Regions from separate parts of the Homo sapiens genome. Here region 2 is linked to region 1. A link is an interaction called in ENCODE POLR2A ChIA-PET data of the cell type or tissue named here. Cell type or tissue: GM12878. All regions are shown on one strand. Links, peaks and the distances in the headings refer to the core of each region. The heading gives the core; the rest is flanking DNA.

The links. ChIA-PET counts read pairs that join two places held together with the same protein. Peaks named below come from ENCODE experiments on the same cell type or tissue, not always from the same donor. Only the 100,000 strongest peaks of a DNase experiment are listed, where the experiment ranks them.
Region 2: POLR2A ChIA-PET joins it to region 1 with 7 read pairs; 7 of 35 experiments call an interaction of 5 or more read pairs at or near these places.

The regions. Positions count from the first base shown.
Region 1 is chr5:43,469,926-43,479,181 of GRCh38, forward strand. All of the region lies in intron 1 of TMEM267 (transmembrane protein 267), which reads right to left. Among named protein-coding and RNA genes, the nearest start is that of TMEM267, 9.3 kb to the right of the region's middle. In GM12878, for the core only: no CTCF peak of the experiment used is centred there; no DNase peak of the experiment used is centred there.
Region 2 is chr5:43,229,145-43,238,400 of GRCh38, forward strand. The region is part of intron 1 of NIM1K (NIM1 serine/threonine protein kinase); the gene reads left to right. It also overlaps the pseudogene TUBAP14. Among named protein-coding and RNA genes, the nearest start is that of NIM1K, 42 kb to the left of the region's middle. In GM12878, for the core only: no CTCF peak of the experiment used is centred there; a DNase peak (open chromatin) is centred at 4,979.

The DNA of each region.
Region 1 (9,256 bases), core at 5,721-8,220:
CCCCTGCTCACCTGAGACAAATGGATATCTGATTGCTTCCTTTGCCCTATTTATGTAAAAATGCAGATTCACTGAGCCAGATAAAATTGTGTATTCATTAAAAGGCTGGGCCAGGACTCAAAATAATGCAACCTTTTTTCTCTTATCTACCTATGACCTGGAAGTCTTCCCTTTGAGTTGTCCCGCCTTTCCAGAAGGAATCAACATACATCTTTTTTGTTTTGTTTTGTTTTCAGATGGAGTCTCGCTCTGCCACCTCAAGGCTGGAGTGCAGTGGTGCAATCTCAGCTCATTGCAGCCTCCACCTCCTAGGTTCAAGTGATTCTTGTGCCTCAGCCTCCCAAGTAGCTGGAATTACAGGCACACACCACCATACCCAAACAATTTTTGTATTTTTAGTAGAGATGAGGTTTCACCATGTTGGCCAGGCTGGCCTTGAACTCCTGATCTCAAGTGATCCACTGCTTCAGCCTCCGAAAGTGCTGGTACTACAGGTGTGAGCCACCATGCCTGGCCCCAACATACATCTTACACATACTGATTGATGTCTCATGACTCCCAAAATGTATAAAAGCAAGCTGTACCCTGATCACTTTGGGCACATGTCATCAGAGCCTCTTGAGGCTGTGTCACGGGCACATCCTTAACCTTGACAAAATAAACTTTCTAAACTGATTGAGAGCTGTCTCAGATATTTTATGTTCACAACACCAAATGGGGGAAAATTGAAAGCTTTTCCTCTAAGATCTGGAACAAGATAAGGATGATGCCCATTGTCATCACTGTTTTTCAGCAGTAATAGACATCCTAGCTAGAGCAATCAGATAAGAGAAAGATATAAAAGGCAACCAAATTGGAAAGGATGGAGTCAAATTAGCCTTGTTTGCGGATGATATGATCTTATATTTGGAAAAACCTAAAGACGCGACAAGAAAACTATTAAAACTATTAAACTAGAAAAGCATGAGCAAACCAAGCCCAAAATTAGTAGAAGAAAAGAAATAATAAAGATCAGAGAATAAATAAATAAAATTGAAATAAAAAAATACAAAAGATCAATGAAACACAAGGTTGGTTTTTTTAAAAGTTAAACAAAATTGGCAAAACTTTAGCCAGACTAAGAAAAAAAGAGGGAAGATAAAAGAGAGAAGATAAACAACTTCAGTAAAGTTGCAGGATACAAAAGCAACATACAAAAGTCACTAGCATTTCAATATGACAATATTGAACAATGTGAAACAGAAATTTTTAAAGTAATTCCACTTATAATAGCCACACATAAAATTAAATACCTAGGAATTAACCAAAGAAGTGAAAGATTTCTATAATGGAAAGTATAAAACAGTGAAGAAAGAAATTGAAGAGGACACCAAAAAATTGAAAAATTATCCATGTTCATGGACTGGAGGAATCAATATTGTTAAAATGTCCATAATACCCAAAGCAATCTATAGATTCAATGCAATCCCTATCAAAATACTAATGACATTCTTCACAGAAACAGAAAAAAAAAAAATCCTAAAATTTATATGGACCCACAAAAGGCCCAGAATACCCAAAGCTATCCTAAGCAAAAAGAACAAAACTGGAAGAATCACATTACCTGATTTCAAATTATACTACAGAGCTATAGTAACCAAAACAGCATGGTTCTGACATAAAAACAGACACATCAGCCAATGAAACAGAAAAGAGTACCAAGAAACAAATCTGCACACCTATAGCGAACTAATTTTTGACAAAGGTGCCAAGAACATACACTGGGGAAAAGACAGTCTATTCAACAAATGGTAATGGGAAAACTAGATATCTATATGCAGAAGAATGAAAGTAGACCCCTATCTCACACCATATACAAAAATCAAATCAAAATGGATTAAAAACTTAAATCTATACTTCAAACTATTAAACTACTACAAGAAAACATTGGGGAAAATCTCCACGACATTGATGTGGGCAAAAATTTCTTGACCAATATCCCTCAAGCACAGGTAACCAAAACAAAAATGGACAAATGGGATCACATCAGGTTAAAATGCTTCTGCACAAAGGATACAATCAGTAAAGTGAAGAAAAAAACACAGAGAACGGGAAAAAATATTTGCAAATTACCCATCTGACAAAGGAATAATAACCAAAATACGTAAGTGCTCAAACTGCTCTATAGGAAAAAAAATACAATAATCTAATAAAAAATGGGCAAAATATTTGAATAGACATTTCTCAAATGAAGACATAGAAATGGCAAACAGGCATATGTAAAGGTGCTCAGTATTTTTGATCATCAGAGAAATGCAAATCAAAACTATAATGAGGTATCATCTCCCCCAGTTAAAATGGCTTATATCCAAAAGACAGGCAATAACAAATGATGAAGAGGATGTGCAGAAAAGGGAAACCTTGTACTCTCTTGGTGGGAATGTAAATTAGTACAGCCACTATGGAGAACAATTTGAACGTTCCTCAAAAAACTAAAAATTGAACTACCATATGATCCAGCAATCCCACTGCTGGGTATATACCGAAAAGAAAGGAAATCAGTATATCAAAGAGATATCTACACTCCTATGTTTGTTGCAGCATTGTTTACAATAGCTAAGATGTGGAAGCAACCTAAGGGTCTATCAACATATGAATGGATAAAGAAAATATGGTGCATATTCACAATGGACTACTATTCAGCCATAAGAAAGAATGAGATCCAGTTATTTGCAACAACATGGATGGAACTGGAGAACATTTTGCTAAGTGAAATAAGCCAGACACAGAAACACAAATATCACATATTCTCACTTATTTGTGGGATCTAAATATCAAAACAATTGAACTCGTGGACATAGAGAGTAGAAGGATCATTACCAGAGGCTGTGAAGGGTGGTGGGGGGTCAGCAGGGGGAGGTGGGGATGGTTTATGGGTACTAAAAAAACAGAAGGCCGGGCACGGTGGCTCACACCTGTAATCCCAGCACTTCAGGAGGCCGAAGTGGGCGGATCACAAGGTCAGGAGTTCAAGACCAGCCTGATCACCACAGTGAAACCCTGTCTCTACAAAAAATACAAAAATTAGCCGGGTGTGGTGGCGTGCACCTGTAATCCCAGCTACTCAGGAGGCTGAGGCAGGAGAATCACTCGAACCCAGGAGGCGGAGGTTGCAGCAAGACGAGATCACGCCACTGCACTCCAGCCTGGACTACAGAGCGAGACTCCGTGTCACAAAAAAAAAAAAAAAAAAAAAATAGAAAGAATGAGTAAGACCTAGTACTTGATAGCACAACAGGGTAACTACAGTGAATAATAACTTAATTGTACATTCAACATAGTTCTGGCCAGGGCAATCAGGCAAGAGAAAGAAATAAAGGGTATTCAATTAGGGAAAGAGGAAGTCAAATTGTCTCTGTTTGCAGATGACATGATTGTATAATTAGAAAACCCCATCGTCTCAGCCCAAAATCTCCTTAAGCTGATAAGCAACTTCAGCAAAGTCTCAGGATACAAAATCAATGCGCAAAAATCACAAGCATTCCTATACACCAATAACAGACAAACAGAGAGCCAAATCATGAGTGAACTCCCATTCACAATTGCTACAAGGAGAATAAAATACCTAGGAATACAACTTACAAGGGATATGAAGGACCTCTTCAAGGAGAGCTACAAACCACTCACTGATCAAGGAAATAAGAGAGGACACAAACAAATGGAAAAACATTCCATGCTCATGGATAGGAAGAATGAATATCATGAAAATGGCCATACTGCCCAAAGTAATTTACAGATTCAATGCTATCCTCATCAAGCTACCATTGACTTCCTTCACAAAATTGGAAAAAACAACTTTAAATTTCACATGGAACCAAAAAACAGCATGCATAAATAGCCAAGACAATCCTAAGCAAAAGGAACAAAGGTGGAGGCATCACGTGACCTGACTTCAATCTATACTACAAGGCTACAGTAACAAAAACAGCATGGTACTGGTACCAAAACAGATATATAGATCAATGGAACAGAACAGAGGCCTGAGAAATAACACCACACATCTACAACCATCTGATCTTTGACAAATCTGACAAAAAAAAGCAATGGGGAAAGGAATTCCTAGTTAATAAATGGTGTTGGGAAAACTGGCTAGCCATATGCAGAAAGCTGAAACTGGATCCCTTCCTTACACCTTATACAAAAATTAACTCAAGATGGATTAAAGACTTAAACGTAAGACCTAAAACCATAAAAACCCAAGAAGAAAACCTAGGCAATTTAGGACACAGGCATGGGCAAAGACTTCGTCTTTTGTTACCAAAAGCAATGGCAACAAAAGCCAAAATAGACAAATGAGATCTAATTAAACGAAAGAGCTTCTACACAGCAAAAGAAACGATCATCAGAGCGAACAGGCCACCTACAGACTGGGAGAAAATTTTTTGCAATCTATCCAACTGAAAAAGGGCTAATATCCAGAATCTACAGAGAAACCAATTTACAAGAAAAAAGCAAACAACCCCATCAAAAAGTGGGTGAAGGATATGAACAGACACTTCTCAAAAGAAGACATTTGCCAGGCGTGGTGCTCACGCCTGTAATCCCAGCACTTTGGGAGGCTGAGGCAGGTGGATCACCTGAGGTCGGGAGTTCGAGACCAGCCTGACCAACACGGAGAAATCCCATCTCTACTAAAAATACAAAATTAGCCAAGCGTGGTGGTGCATGCTTGTAATCCCGGCTACTCGGGAGGATGAGGCAGGAGAATTGCTTGAATCCAGCAGGCAGAGGTTGTGGTGAGCCAAGATCACGCCATTGCACTCCAGCCCGGGCAACAAGAGCAAAACTCTGTCTCAAAAAAAAAAAAAAAAAAAATGAAAAAAGGCTCATCATCACTGGTCATTAGAGATATGCAAATCAAAACCACATCTCACGCCAGTTAGAATGGCGATCATTAAAAAGTCAGGAAACAACAGATGCTGGAGAGGATGTGGAGAAATAGGAACGCTTTTACACTGTTGGTGGGAGTGTAAATTAGTTCAACCAATGTGGAAGACAGTGTGGCGATTCCTCAAGGATCTAGAACTAGAAATACCATTTGATCCAGCAATCCCATTCCTGGGTATATACCCAAAGGGTTATAAATCATTCTACTATAAAGACTCATGCACACGTATGTTTATTGTGGCACTGTTTACAATAGCAAAGGCTTGGAACGAAATGCCCATCAGTGATAGACTGGATAAAGAAAATGTGGCACATATACACCACAGAATACTATGCAACCATAAAAAAGAATGAACTCATGTCCTTTGCAGGGACATGGATGAAGCTGGAAACCATCATTCTCAGCAAACTAACAGAACAGAAAACCAAACACCGCATGTTCTCACTCATAAGTGGAAGTTGAACAATGAGAACACATGGACACAGAGAGGGTACACAGGGAGGGGAATACCAGGGCCTATAGGTGGGTGGGGGGCTAGGGGAGGGATAGCATTAGGAGAAATACCTAATGTAGATGACAGGTTGATGGGTGCAGCAAACCACCATGGCACGTGTATACCTATGCAACAAACCTGCACATTCTGCACATGTACCCCAGAACTTAAAGTATAATTTAAAAAAAAGTCAGAAACAGTATAGCTATTATAACATCGTTTTGGCGGTTTTAATCAATGTAATGAGGAAAAAGAATAAAGGCAGGAGAGGGAGGGAAGAAAATGTATCATTACATTATCAGGAAGGAAAAGATAATTACATTAGTTTGCAGGTGAAATGACTGCCTACCCAAGAGAACCAACAGAAAACTGTTGGAATTTAAGTTGAAAAATGTGGTTAGTTCAAGGTATGAACTAAAACAATTTTTCAATATAATAGCAATAATCATAAGATGGGAAAATGAACATTCACAACAGCAACTCAAAATGCCAAGAATTAAAATAGCAAGAATGAAACAACAAAACTCTATTAAAAGATGAAAAAGATCAGTTAACTAGAGCTCTAATGGCTTTGTACTGTATCAACTCAGCTAACTCGGACTTAAAAACATTTCCCAGAATTCCCTTCCTTATATAGTTCTGGGTACTGTTGGCTATAGGAGACATTATATGGAACTCACAAATGAAGCAAGTCATATTTTTTACACCGTGAAGGTCAATGGAGAGCACACTGTGAAGTTTGCATGTGCTGCCGATCTGTTAGCTCACCTTGCTGGCATGGGGAAGAAGCTGGACCTGCAGCTCCTTCAACTCCCATCAGACCTTCTCTCCACTTCTCCAAATCCTGGGCCCACAAGTGCAGCTCTGACATCGAAAGTGTCATCCTCTCCTGCAGGTTACTCAAGCATCAAAACTAGGGTTGGTGAGAGGCTGATGCAGGTTCCGTTTTGTTCCCAAGGGTTTCAGTTTGTCTTTTCTCTCATCCACATCCAGTATCCCTGTCTGACTGCCAGTCTAGTAGATCTGCAGCAACTTCAGGCTGAACAAGAGACTCAGAGGCAAGTCTGCAGACCGCTCTGCCACCTCCCACAATTCCATAGGTCTTTAGCTCACAAAGTAGTTCTGCTTCTTTGATGGATCCTAACTGATACAAAAGCCAGACCTTTTTTTTTTTTTTTTTTTTTTTTTTTTTGCATAAGAAGACAACACTGATGGTGTTATTCTCTCCAAATTAATCTATAAATTTAATGCAATTTTAATCAAAATCATAAAGGGATTTTCTTCTAGGAACTTCACAAAATAATTTTAAATTTCATTTGAAAGAGTACATGCTAATAAACTTTTGAAAAAAAAGTAGCATAATGTGAGTACATAAAGGTGAATACAAAATCGAGAACCAGACCCAGTACGTATATGGTGGGGAGAAATGTGTACATAATTCTGAATTGGTAGAGGAATGATGTAATATTTGACCCAGATCTCGTTATCAGCTATGGTTCCAAGTGCAAGGAAGGGCAAAAACAGTTTTGTATAAGTAAAAAAAAAAAAATATTAAAATTTTTGAGGCCAGGAGTGGTAGCTCCCACCTGTAATCCCAGCACTTTGGGAGGCCAAGGCAGGAGGATTGCTTGAGGCCAGGAGTTTGAAACCAACCTGGGCAACACAGACTGTCTGTACTAGAAAAAAAAAAAAAAAAAGCCAGGCGTGGTGGTGTACACCTGTAGTCCTAGTTACTCAGGAGGCTAAGGTAGAAGGATCACATGCGTCTAGGATTTTGAAGCTGCAGTAAAAAACTACGATCGCCCTACTGCACTCCAGCCTAAATGACAGGGTAAGACCCTGTCTGAAAAACAACAACAACAACAAATAAGGAAATTGGGAAATCACAGACTTGTCAGGTTTTGAAAACCAGGCTTTGAAACTATCCCTCAAGAACTTCAGTTAAAATGACACCAGACACAGGCCGGGGGCGGTGGCTCACGCCTGTAATCCCAGCACTTTGGGAGGCCGAGGTGGGCGGATCATGAGGTCAGGAGTTCAAGACCAGCCTGACCAACACCGTGAAACCCCATCTCTACTAAAAACAAAATACAAAAAATTTAGCTGGGCATGATGGCGTGTGCCTGTAATCCCAGCTACTTGGGAAGCTGAGGCAGAAGAATCGCTTGAACCCAGGAGGCGGAGGTTGCAGTGAGCAGAATGCGCCACTACACTCCAGCCTGGCAACAGAGTGAGACTCCGTCTCAAAAAAAAAAAAAAAAAAAAAAGGACACCAGACAACTGGTCCGATGAAGATCTCCCTGCCACCAAGCCCAGCTTGCACTGACCAAACTCCTGTCACCAGGTATTTCCAATGGCATTGCTGCCAGTGCTGCCTTGTCTGCTGCTGCTATAAAAGATTCTTGGCAGTATTTGTTTCTTGCTCTCAATACAAAATTCGGAGCGAGGTAAAGTATGTGTCTGATTGGCTAAGTCTAGGTCATATGACCACACTCAAGCTGCAAGGCTGGAGAAGACAGAAGAGTATGTGGCCTTTTCAGTATATACAGATGGTTTCAACCTACGATGGTTCAATTTATTATTTTTTTGACTCTACAGTGGGTTTGTGGGCGTTAATGTATTTTCAACTTATGTAATTTTTGACTTACGATGGGTTTATCAGGACATGGACACCATCATAAGTAAAGGAACATCTGTATAGATGAACATGGGTTCTATCTTCCTTCACAATAGATTGGAAGAGGAACCTCCCAAATATATTACATTGAACAGGAAATGACCTGTCCATATCGGTAATCACTAGGTAGAAAAGGCTATAATTACTAAATACCACTGAAGAAAATCAATCATCAGACAAAACCTAGTTTGGATAATCAACTTTCAGTCTGTATAATGTAATTTTATATAAACAACTTTAGATTTTAAAACGTCACACCCCATGTTTTACAATATAGACTCTTTCTCTGATTAAATTAAGAAAGGGAATCAATTTGGTTGACTAGCTGCCTGGAAAACTTCCATGGTTAGATAGCTTTTGTGATCAACTGGGTTATCAAATTTGGGATACTTATATGAATTTGTCAACAGAATTCTACATAGTCCAGCTAACTAGAGGAGCCCAAAAATATTTTAAAAAATCTGATAGGAATGACTATATAATAATGTAAAGCTTTTAGCTAGAAGAGCTCAAAATTATTTTTAAAAATCTGATAGGCATGACTACACAATAAAGTTTCTGCATGGCAAAGTTAAAGACAAATAAATGGAGGAAATTTAGAACATTTATGACAGAGAAAGATTAGTAGCCCTAATGTATTAAGGGCTCTTAAAATTAATACAGAAATAAGCATCCCAATAATAATGTGGGCAATGTACATAAAAAGACAATTTGGAAAAGAAATACAAAGTGTCAAAAAATATGAAAAGATTTCAATCTTATTAGTAATCAGTTGAATTCAAATTATAACAATGAGATTTCAATGTAAGACTGACAAAAGATTACTAATACTCTGTGATAGTAGGAGTAGGGAAATAATGATCACTCTCAAAGATTATTGGCAAGAATGTAAATTGGTATAAACTTTCTCGTGGTCAATTTGACTATTTATCAAAAACCACAAAAAATAAGCAAACACTTTTGATGCTACATTTCCAATTCCAGGAAAATAAGGAAATAATTAGATAAATATGAACAGCTATATATGAATATTCAGCATAGCATTGTTTACAAGAAAAATTTTAAAATAATGTATATGTCTGAAATATGGCACTAGTGAAATAAATTCCACAAATATGCAGCCATTAAAAAATACTTATTCTCATATTTACTGAAATAG
Region 2 (9,256 bases), core at 3,584-6,083, 240 kb before region 1:
GCCAAGGCAGGTGGATCACATGAGGCTGACCTGAGTTCAGGGCTAGCCTGGGCAACATGGCAAAACCCCGTCTCTACTAAAAATACAAAAATTAGCCGGGCGTGGTGGCAGGAGCCTGTAATCGCAGGTACGCAGGAGGCTGAGGCAGGAGAATCGCTTGAACTGGGAGGTGGAGGTTGCAGTGAGCTGAGATCGCGCCATTGCACTCCAGCCTGGGCTACAAGAGCAAAACTCCATCTCAAAAAAAAAAAAAAAAAAAAGATTCTTTAATTTAATTTGCCTGAAGGTATAAATAATTGGAAATACCTTGATGTATCAGAAAACTAAAATCAGGAATCTCTGTCATTGGTCCACTGTACTTTATATCTACCTATCTAAACCTTTATAGGCTATACAGATAGATGTAGACAAGACAGATAAAATCTGTCTCTATTTATACATATTCATGAATATCAACCTATATCTGTATCTTTTTTTTCTTTTTTAAATTTTAGCCTTTTTTTTTTTTTTGAGATGGAGTCTGGCTCTGTTGCCCAGGCTGGAGTGCAGTGGCACCATCTCAGCTCACTGCAACTTCTGCCTCCTGAGTTCAAGTGATTCTTCTGCCTCAGCCTCCTGAGTAGCTGGGACTACAGGCTCATGCCACCATGCCCAACTAATTTTTGTATTTTTAGTAGAGATGGGGTTTCACTATGTTGGCCAGGGTCTCGAACTCCTGACCTCGTGATTTACCCACCTTGGCCTCCCAAAGTGCTGGGATTACAGGTGTGAGCCACCAAGCCCAGCCTAATTTTAGCCTCTTTTTTTTTTTCTTTAAGAGCGAAGACTTCCTTTGAAATATCTCTACCTTTACCTATAGATAAACAGATACCAATTACATATAAATTTCAAGTTATAAAACTAGTTATACATGTTATAAAACCTTCAAACAACCCAGAAACAAATGGAGTAAGAAATGAAAGCCCTCTTGCACAAACATTGGGTTGCCATAACAAAAGTTGAAACAATAAAGGCTTAAAGAAGATAGAATCTTATATCTCTCACATCATAATATACAAGGTAGCAATCCTGGGTTGATCTGGTGACTGTGTAGTGATGGGTTTAGGCTCCTTCTCGGTGGCTCTGCAATTCTCAGCACATGGCTTCCATCTTGGTCCAAGGTGGCTGTTTCCATTTACCCCACTGTGTCCACATTCTAGCTAGCAGGAAGATGGGAAGAAGGAAGAGGCGAGAGGTCATGCTTCTTTTTTTAAAGGTCACAACATGGCAGTCACGTATGTCACTTGTGCTCACAGCCCATGACTGGAACTCAGATACATGGCCAAACTAAACTATAGCCAAAACTGGGAAATACAGTCCTCAGTTGGATAGCAATGTGCCCAGCTAAAACTTCTCTGTTATAAAATAGTGGTTTTCAAGTTTGGCTGCACAACAGAATCACCTGGAAAACTTAAACAAATAGACACCTCCCACTCCACAGGCCAATTCAATCACAATATTTGGGGGGCAGGGCCTAGACTTCTGCATTTTTTGAATGCTCTCTGGTGATTTTCATGCAGGTTAAGGTTGAGAACCACTGCTATAGAAGAAAGAACAGATGAAGGGGGGATAACAACCCCCATCACCGTCATTTTCACTCCTCCCCAATTCTGTACCTCACACTCCTTCCCCATTTGTCACCCACTAGTTCAATCTGCATTTTACCAGAGCTTTTTTTTGTGCATGTACAAGTACGCACTACGTGCATATGCACATGGTCTGTCCTGACACCCAGTAGTGACTCCAGCATTTCTATATGGGTGTGTCTTGGAATAGTAATATTACTAGAAGAGGCATGAGCCTCTGTATTTGCATGGCACTTTACACTAATCAAAAAATATATTATTTTCTTGGCTGGATGCTGTGGCTCACACCTATAATCCCAGGATTTTGAGAGGCTGAGGCTGGGGGATCACTTGAGCTCAGGAGTTCAACACCAGCCTGGGCGACATAGTGAGACACCATCTCTACAAAAAATAAAAAATTAGCTGGGCATGTTGGCACAAGCTTGTTGTCGCAGCTACTCAGGAGACTGAGTTGGGTGGATTGCTTGGGTCCAGGAGATCGAGGCTGCAGTGAGCCATCCTCTCATTACTGCAGTCCAGCCTGAGTGACAGAGTGAAACTCTAGTTATCTCTTCCTCTATCTATATCTATATATCTATATTTATAAATGTATAATTTTCTTATGTGTGTCAAAGAATGAGGGCTAATGAAGAATTTGTGGTGGTGTGAAAGCTGAAGCCATCTCTTGGTTTAGCCCCTGCAAGCATCATAATATTGAATCGTTTACCTTTTCCCAGTGGTCTCAAATGCCACCTCTATTACATATTAAATCTCCATATATATGAAGATTTTTTAAAAGTATTATTTATTCTGTTAGTTCAGATTGTTACTACATATTTGTTCACTTTTAAAAAACATTTATTATTATTATTGTTTTTAAAACCCATCACAGAAATGGACAGTCTGGGTCTGCAAAAGCATTCATGTTTTAAAGCATAGGTCAGTAGTTGTATATTAGAGCATACACTGCTACATAAAAATTAACTGATCAGACCACAACTTTTCAATGTTTAAAACAGAATAAGCTTCCCTGTAAAAGCAGCACCTTTGTGACGTTTTCACTTTAGTATTCCTCTCTTTCTTCCTCACCTTCTCCTTCAACAGAATCCACACCAACCTCCTTATAATCCTTCTCAAGGGCAGTCATGTCCTCACTGGCCTCAGAAAACTCTCCTTCCTCCCTTCTCTCACCCACGTACCAGTGAACAAAAGCACTCTTGACATACATTCAAGTCAAACTTGTGGTCCAGGTGAGCCCAGGCCTCAGCAATGGCTGTGGTATTGCTCAGCATGCACACAGCTCTCTGTGTCTTGACCAGGTCTCCACCAGTCACCACAGTGGGAGGGCTGGCAGTTAATGCCAACCTTGAAGCCAGGGGGCACCAAACCACAAATTAGATGATACACTTGGTCTTGATTGATGGTGGCAATGGCAGCATTGACGTCTTTGAGAACCATGTCACCACGGTAAAACAGGCAGCAAGCCATGTATTTACCATGGCAAGGCTCACATTTCATCATCTGGTTGGCAGGCTGAAAGCAAGCACTGGCAGTCTCTGCTACAGAAAGCTGTTTCATGGTAGGCTTTCTCAGCAGAGATGACAGGGCATATGTGTCCAGACGGAAGTGGATGGGGGGATAGGCCACCAGCTTGGTCTGGAATTCTGTCAGATCAACATTCAGGACTCCATCAAATCTCAGGGAAGCAGTGATGGAGGACACAATTTGACCTATCAACCTATTCAGTTTAGTATAGGTTGGGCGTTCAGTATCAAGGTTCTATGCCAGATATCATAAGTGGCCTCATTGTCTACCATGAAGACACAATCAGAGTGCTCCAGGGTGGTGTGGGAGGTGAGGATGGAGTTGTAGGGCTCAACTACAGCTGTGGAAACCTGGGGTGGTGAGTAAATGGAGAACTGCAGCTTGGACTTCTTGCCGTAATCAACCGGGAGTTGTTCCATGAGCGGGGAGGTGAACCCAGAACCAATTCCTTCACCAAAGCTGTGGAAAAACAAGAAGCCTTGGCGATCCATGCACTGTTCAGCCAGTTTACAAATTTGGTCCAAAACGAGGTCAGTGATCTCCTGGCCAATGGTGTAGTGCCTTCAGGCATAGTTACTGGAAGCATCTTCCTTGCCTGTGATGAGCTGCTCAGGGTGGAAGAGCTGGTTGTAGGTGCCAGTGCAAACTTCATCATCAATTACCATGGGTTTCAGGTCTAGAAACACTGCCCTGGGCACATGCTTGCCGGAGCCCGTCTCACTGAAGAAGCTGTTGAAGGAGTCATCTCCTCCCCGAGTGGTCTTGTCACTTGGCATCTGGCCATTGGGCTGGATGCCATGTTCCAGGCAGTAGGGCTCCCAGCAGGCATTGCCAACCTGGACACCAGCCTGGCCAATGAGATGGAGATGCGGTCACGCATGATTACTGCTTCACGGCTGCCGAGGCGATGGTGGAGACAAGGAGAGATTGTTGCTTCTTACAGTGCGACTCTTAGGTGATTGATATAAGAGAACCTGCCTATTATTTTCTTTCCTTCTTCTAAGGCAAGAGTGACACTTAAAAAAAAAAAAAAACTTAACCTTCCTCTTGTCCCTAACAACTGCCACCTCTCACTTACCTCCAGTGCTGGGTAAATATTTAAAAATTATCAGATGGGTTGCTTATTCTGTGTGAAGGGATCACTTACCAGGTATGAGAGGCTCTTAATAAAGGTTTCAAATCCACTTGAACATTTTATGGTTTTATGGTGATAAAACTAGGAGCTTTTGTTCCACAACACTCTTTTCCTTATCCATAGCCATAGCCTTGCGGCCTGTTACCCTGATAGACTTTCTTGAGTTTTGCTCAAATAGAAAACGAGGTTTTTCTAACACCCACTAAGGGCATCCCTCAAGTGTTCTCTGCTTCTTAGTGAGCACGCTACATTAGAGCTGGAGAAAGTTACAAGGCAGCAAAAGAGCAGTTTCTGCTTTGACTTACAAATATTTTTAATTCCCTAAAAATAAACCATTAGCTGCAAACGGGTATGAGTGTTCCCGCACCGTTTCCTAAATTAGTTATTTCTGAGCAGATGAAGAATACATTTTGTTTTGCTGCTCAGGGCCACCTTCTTGTGATTCAATGCATGATTCCATTCAGTATCTTAATGCTATTCCTTTTGTTTGGAGGCAGGCATAGGTCCTCAGAGAAGATGGGAAGATTTGTGTTTTGGAAATGAATGATAAATGAGATGAAAATTTTCATTGCAGAAACTCGGGTTTCTATTGGGACATGACTTCATTCTCTACCTCAGATCTTTGAAATTCATGGTTTCACATGTTGTAATGTTTACTTAAATACACAGTTTTCACCTTCACAGAGCTAACAGTCAGGAAATCAAGGGCAACTGCCTTAACTTCAGATGGCCTTAGTTTTGGTTTTGGTTTTTGTATCTGTGAAAAGGGAATGACAATACCTCACTTTACAGAGTTGTCATGTCGTGTCATTCTTTCATTCATTCATTCATTCATTCATTCATTCAATGCATGCATTTAATGAGCACTGTTGCCTGTTGTAAAACGCCTAGCATCTTATTACAAATATTATATTTTTTGATGTGGCTAATTTTAACAATTATTTTAAAAATTGTATTATAAGCAATTTTAGATATACACAAAAATGGTGTATAGAACATTACAACTCTCCATGTACTCATCACCTAGCATAAAAAATTCCCAGCTCATGGCTAATCTTGTTTAATTTAAACTCCCATTGGCTGGGCATGGTACTTCATGCCTGTATTCCCAGCCCTTTGGGAAGCTGAGGTGGGCAGATCAACTGAGGTCAGGAGTTGAAGACCAGCCTGGCCAACATGCGGATGGGGACTTATTTTATAGTATTTTATTTATTTTGTATTATTTTGACACAGTCTTGCTCTGTTGCCCAGGTTGGAATGCAGTGGCGCGATCTTGGCTCACTGCAACCTCCACCTCCTGGGTTCAAACGATTCTCCTGCCTCAGCCTCCTGAGTAGCGGGGATTACAGGTGTCTGCCATCACACCCAGGTAATTTTTGTATTTTTGGTAGAGGCAGGGTTTCACCATATTGGCCAGGCTGGTCTCAAACTCCTGACCTCACATGATCTGCCCACCTTGGCCTCCCAAAGTGCTGGGATTATGGGCATGAGCCACCATGCCCGGCCTATTTTAAAGCAAATTCCAGACATTATTTTGTCTGACAACAATTTTTAAGGATTAATGTTTGATCCCATTCAAAGCTTAATGAAACCTTTTTAACCATTTTAAACTGCATTTATAATTTGTTTCATTTCCTTTTAAAAAACTTTATTTGATAACAAAAATGCTTCCAGAATACTAGTAATTCTTACAAATATAATGATTTAAACATATAGACAAGGGTGAACCTTAAGCTCTTTTAAATACATTTCATTCAGTGCTATTTTAAAACAATAAAAGTTCAACTTAAAATCACAAATCTAAATTAATTATCCAATTCTTCATTTTAAATTAGAGTCACAAAACTATTTTGTTATTTATTATGCCAAATTATCTTCACATAACAAGTACATTGAAATACCAATTTCATACAAGTTCATAAGACAAAAATATTAATACTGGAGGGTTTGAGTCTCTTAAGCATTTTTGTTTTTAACACTAAATCTTCTCAAGGTTAAGAGATACTCAATTGTCAAGCTACTACTGTGTCATTCCAGACCCCACAGATGGGTAGCTCCCACCTCATCTGCTGCATTGGTGGATTAAACTCAACTATCTATTTTCTGTTTCATTCTATACTGAATTGTTTTCATAATCTTCCTGTTGGGACCTAAATTCTTACAGATATTTGACAGCTTTGTCCACCTCTGAGGTTAGAGTCATAAGGAAAATGTCAATGACAAAAATGTATTCAGTAAGGATGAATTAGATGGTTAAATAAACTTGGGGACCACTGAATTAAACAGACATTTGTTTGTGCGTGTGGTTTTAAAACTACAAGACTGTAAGGTACTAACGCAAATATCTAAGAGGGGTATAATGTGCAGCAGTTCCAGATGTATTTGACTACGGACCTATGAACTATTCCCTCCCCATCTTTTTTTTTTTTTTGGATGATTCTCCCATGAAACCTAGAACAGAGCCTGGAAATGGCCAACCTGGAGGCCAAATCCAGCCTGACACTTCAGTTTCACTTCGCCAGTGTTTTAAAAGGAGTTAATCTATACTTTAAAAATTGAGAGTTGACAGGCATGGTTGTTCACGCCTGTAATCACAGCCACTTTGGGAGGCCAAGGAGGGTGGATTACTCGAGACCGGGAGTTGCAGATCAGCCTGGACAACATGGCAAAACCCTGTCTTTACAAAAAATAACCAGGCATGGTGGTGTGTACCAGTAGTCCCAGCTACTCAGGAGGCTGAGGTGGGAGAAACACCTGAGCAATGGGATATCAAGGCTGCAGTGAGCTGTGATTGCACCACTGCACTCCAGCTTGGGTGAGAGTGAGATCCTGTGTCAAACAAAAAACAAAACAAAATTTAAAAACCACCAAAAAAACATAAACATTAAAAAAAAAATGGAGTCGCCAGACTTGGTGGGTGGATTGCACCTGTAATCCTAGCTACAAGGAGGCTGAGGCAGAAGGATTTCTTGAGGCCAAGAGTTCAAGACCAGCCTGGACAACGTAGTGAGACCCTGCCTCTAAATAAAAAAAAACTAAAAAATAAAAAATTGACAGAGTTTACCAAAAAATTCTTAATTGCCAGTTTCTTTTCAAGAATTATAAGATCTGGCGAAAGTAAACCTGCATTCTGGCATGGCTGCCCTGGCTGGAGCTGAGCAAGGGCTGCCTCACCACGCCAGGCATAGGCACTGCACTTGGTCACTGACGTAGAACTCCTGCACTGTTCTAGGCGTTTGAGTCTGTGGCATTGATGGCAAAGGGAACCTCAAGTGTTGTAGAAGTAATATATGGGAAGAGCTGATGTAAACCCATCAGACTGGATGGACTGTCCCTGGATGCTGGGTGTGAACTGGATGAGGGTAGACCTGGGCTGAGTAGCCCCGCTCTGAGACCAAGTAGGGGAGAGGTGGTGTCACAGAGCAGAACTGCTGTCCTAGAAACCAGCGCATACTGACTGCTTTTCTATTTGCTTTGGAATTTCCCCCATTGCACTGCATGGGGATCTTGACATGTGTGCTGAGAAATAAAGAGCTGAGCTAAAAGCAAAGATGACGCAAATGATTTCAAAATGGTAAAATATACTTTCAAATGAGATGAATTTGCTAATTATTCTCCCTGAGGGTGCACCTGCCTGAGAAGGATTATAACTGAGGACTAGCTGTCTTGAACCTTGTTGCCACACACAGAGAATACTCAGCTTTTCTTTTAAGGAAACCAATGCCTGGCCTTGCCAACCAATGAAAAGGTTGCCTAAGAGCCTCGCCCAGAAGTTTTGTAAGTTAAACTCAGAGAGAACAAAGGTGAGATGGTTTTCATTGATATTATTTTCACAGTGGGTTATAAGTCAAGAAAATGAATTACCAAGTAAGCTCTGTTTTCTTTCATCTTATTTAATGCATTGCTATATAGCAACAGCAAGCTAATAATTAAGGACCATTCTACCTGCTCCAGAGGCTTTGATCTGCAGTGATGTGACTCCATAATTTTGTCTGGTTGAGTTTCTAAGCTCTCATTAATGTCCATAAAAATTGATCAAAATCTAAAGGGCAAAGGCAAAAGAACAACAACAAAAAACTCACTTACATCTGAAATTTTGTTTTTAATTAGGTATGTGATCACTTCCGTTATTTGCTTAGCTTTCAACATTATGAAGCTTGATGTTTTGGACTCTACTAGAAAGTAGTCAAAAATATATACTATTTAGAGCAACCCCACAACCTGTGCTTCAGAACTCCTATTTCTAGATTTCTAAGGAAAATTTCTGGGAAAAAATTATGCAAAATAAAAATGAATATTTAAATACCCATAGATACACACACCCAAACAGGATTTACCTTTTCTTTTAGATTTTTTCCTTCTACTTTTTTATTCCACTAGAATGTGTAAGAATTCAGAGTTTTTTCTCACTGTACTGTTTTTTAAATTTCTGAGATTTGCTGGCAATTCAGGTAAAACAGAAACCATATGTTTTACTTTATTGGGAGCATAATAGTGTAACGGGAAATTCTAATAATTAGATGTTGGACTTTCTGAATTGATTACCCAGTTTTCGTGTCTTCTATATTGCTTATCTCTTCTCGATTTTTCTTTCACAATTCTTCAATTTAATTTTTTTTTTTTTTTTTTTTTGAGATGGAGTCTCGCTCTGTCGCCCAGGCTGGAGTGCAGTGGCACGATCTTGGCTCACTGCAAACTCTGCCTCACGGGTTCACGCCATTCTCCTGCCTCAGCCTCCCTAGTAGCTGGAACTACAGGCGCCCGCCACCACGCCCGGCTAATTTTTTGTATTTTTAGTAGAGATGGGGTTTCACTGTGTTAGCCAGGATGGTCTTGATCTCCTGACCTTGTGATCTGCCCGCCTTCAGCCTCCCAAAGTGCTGGGATTACAGGCGTGAGCCACTGCGCCCGGCCAATTTAATTCTTTAATTTCCAAGACAGCTCTTTCTTGTTGTCTGAATTGTCTTTGAAT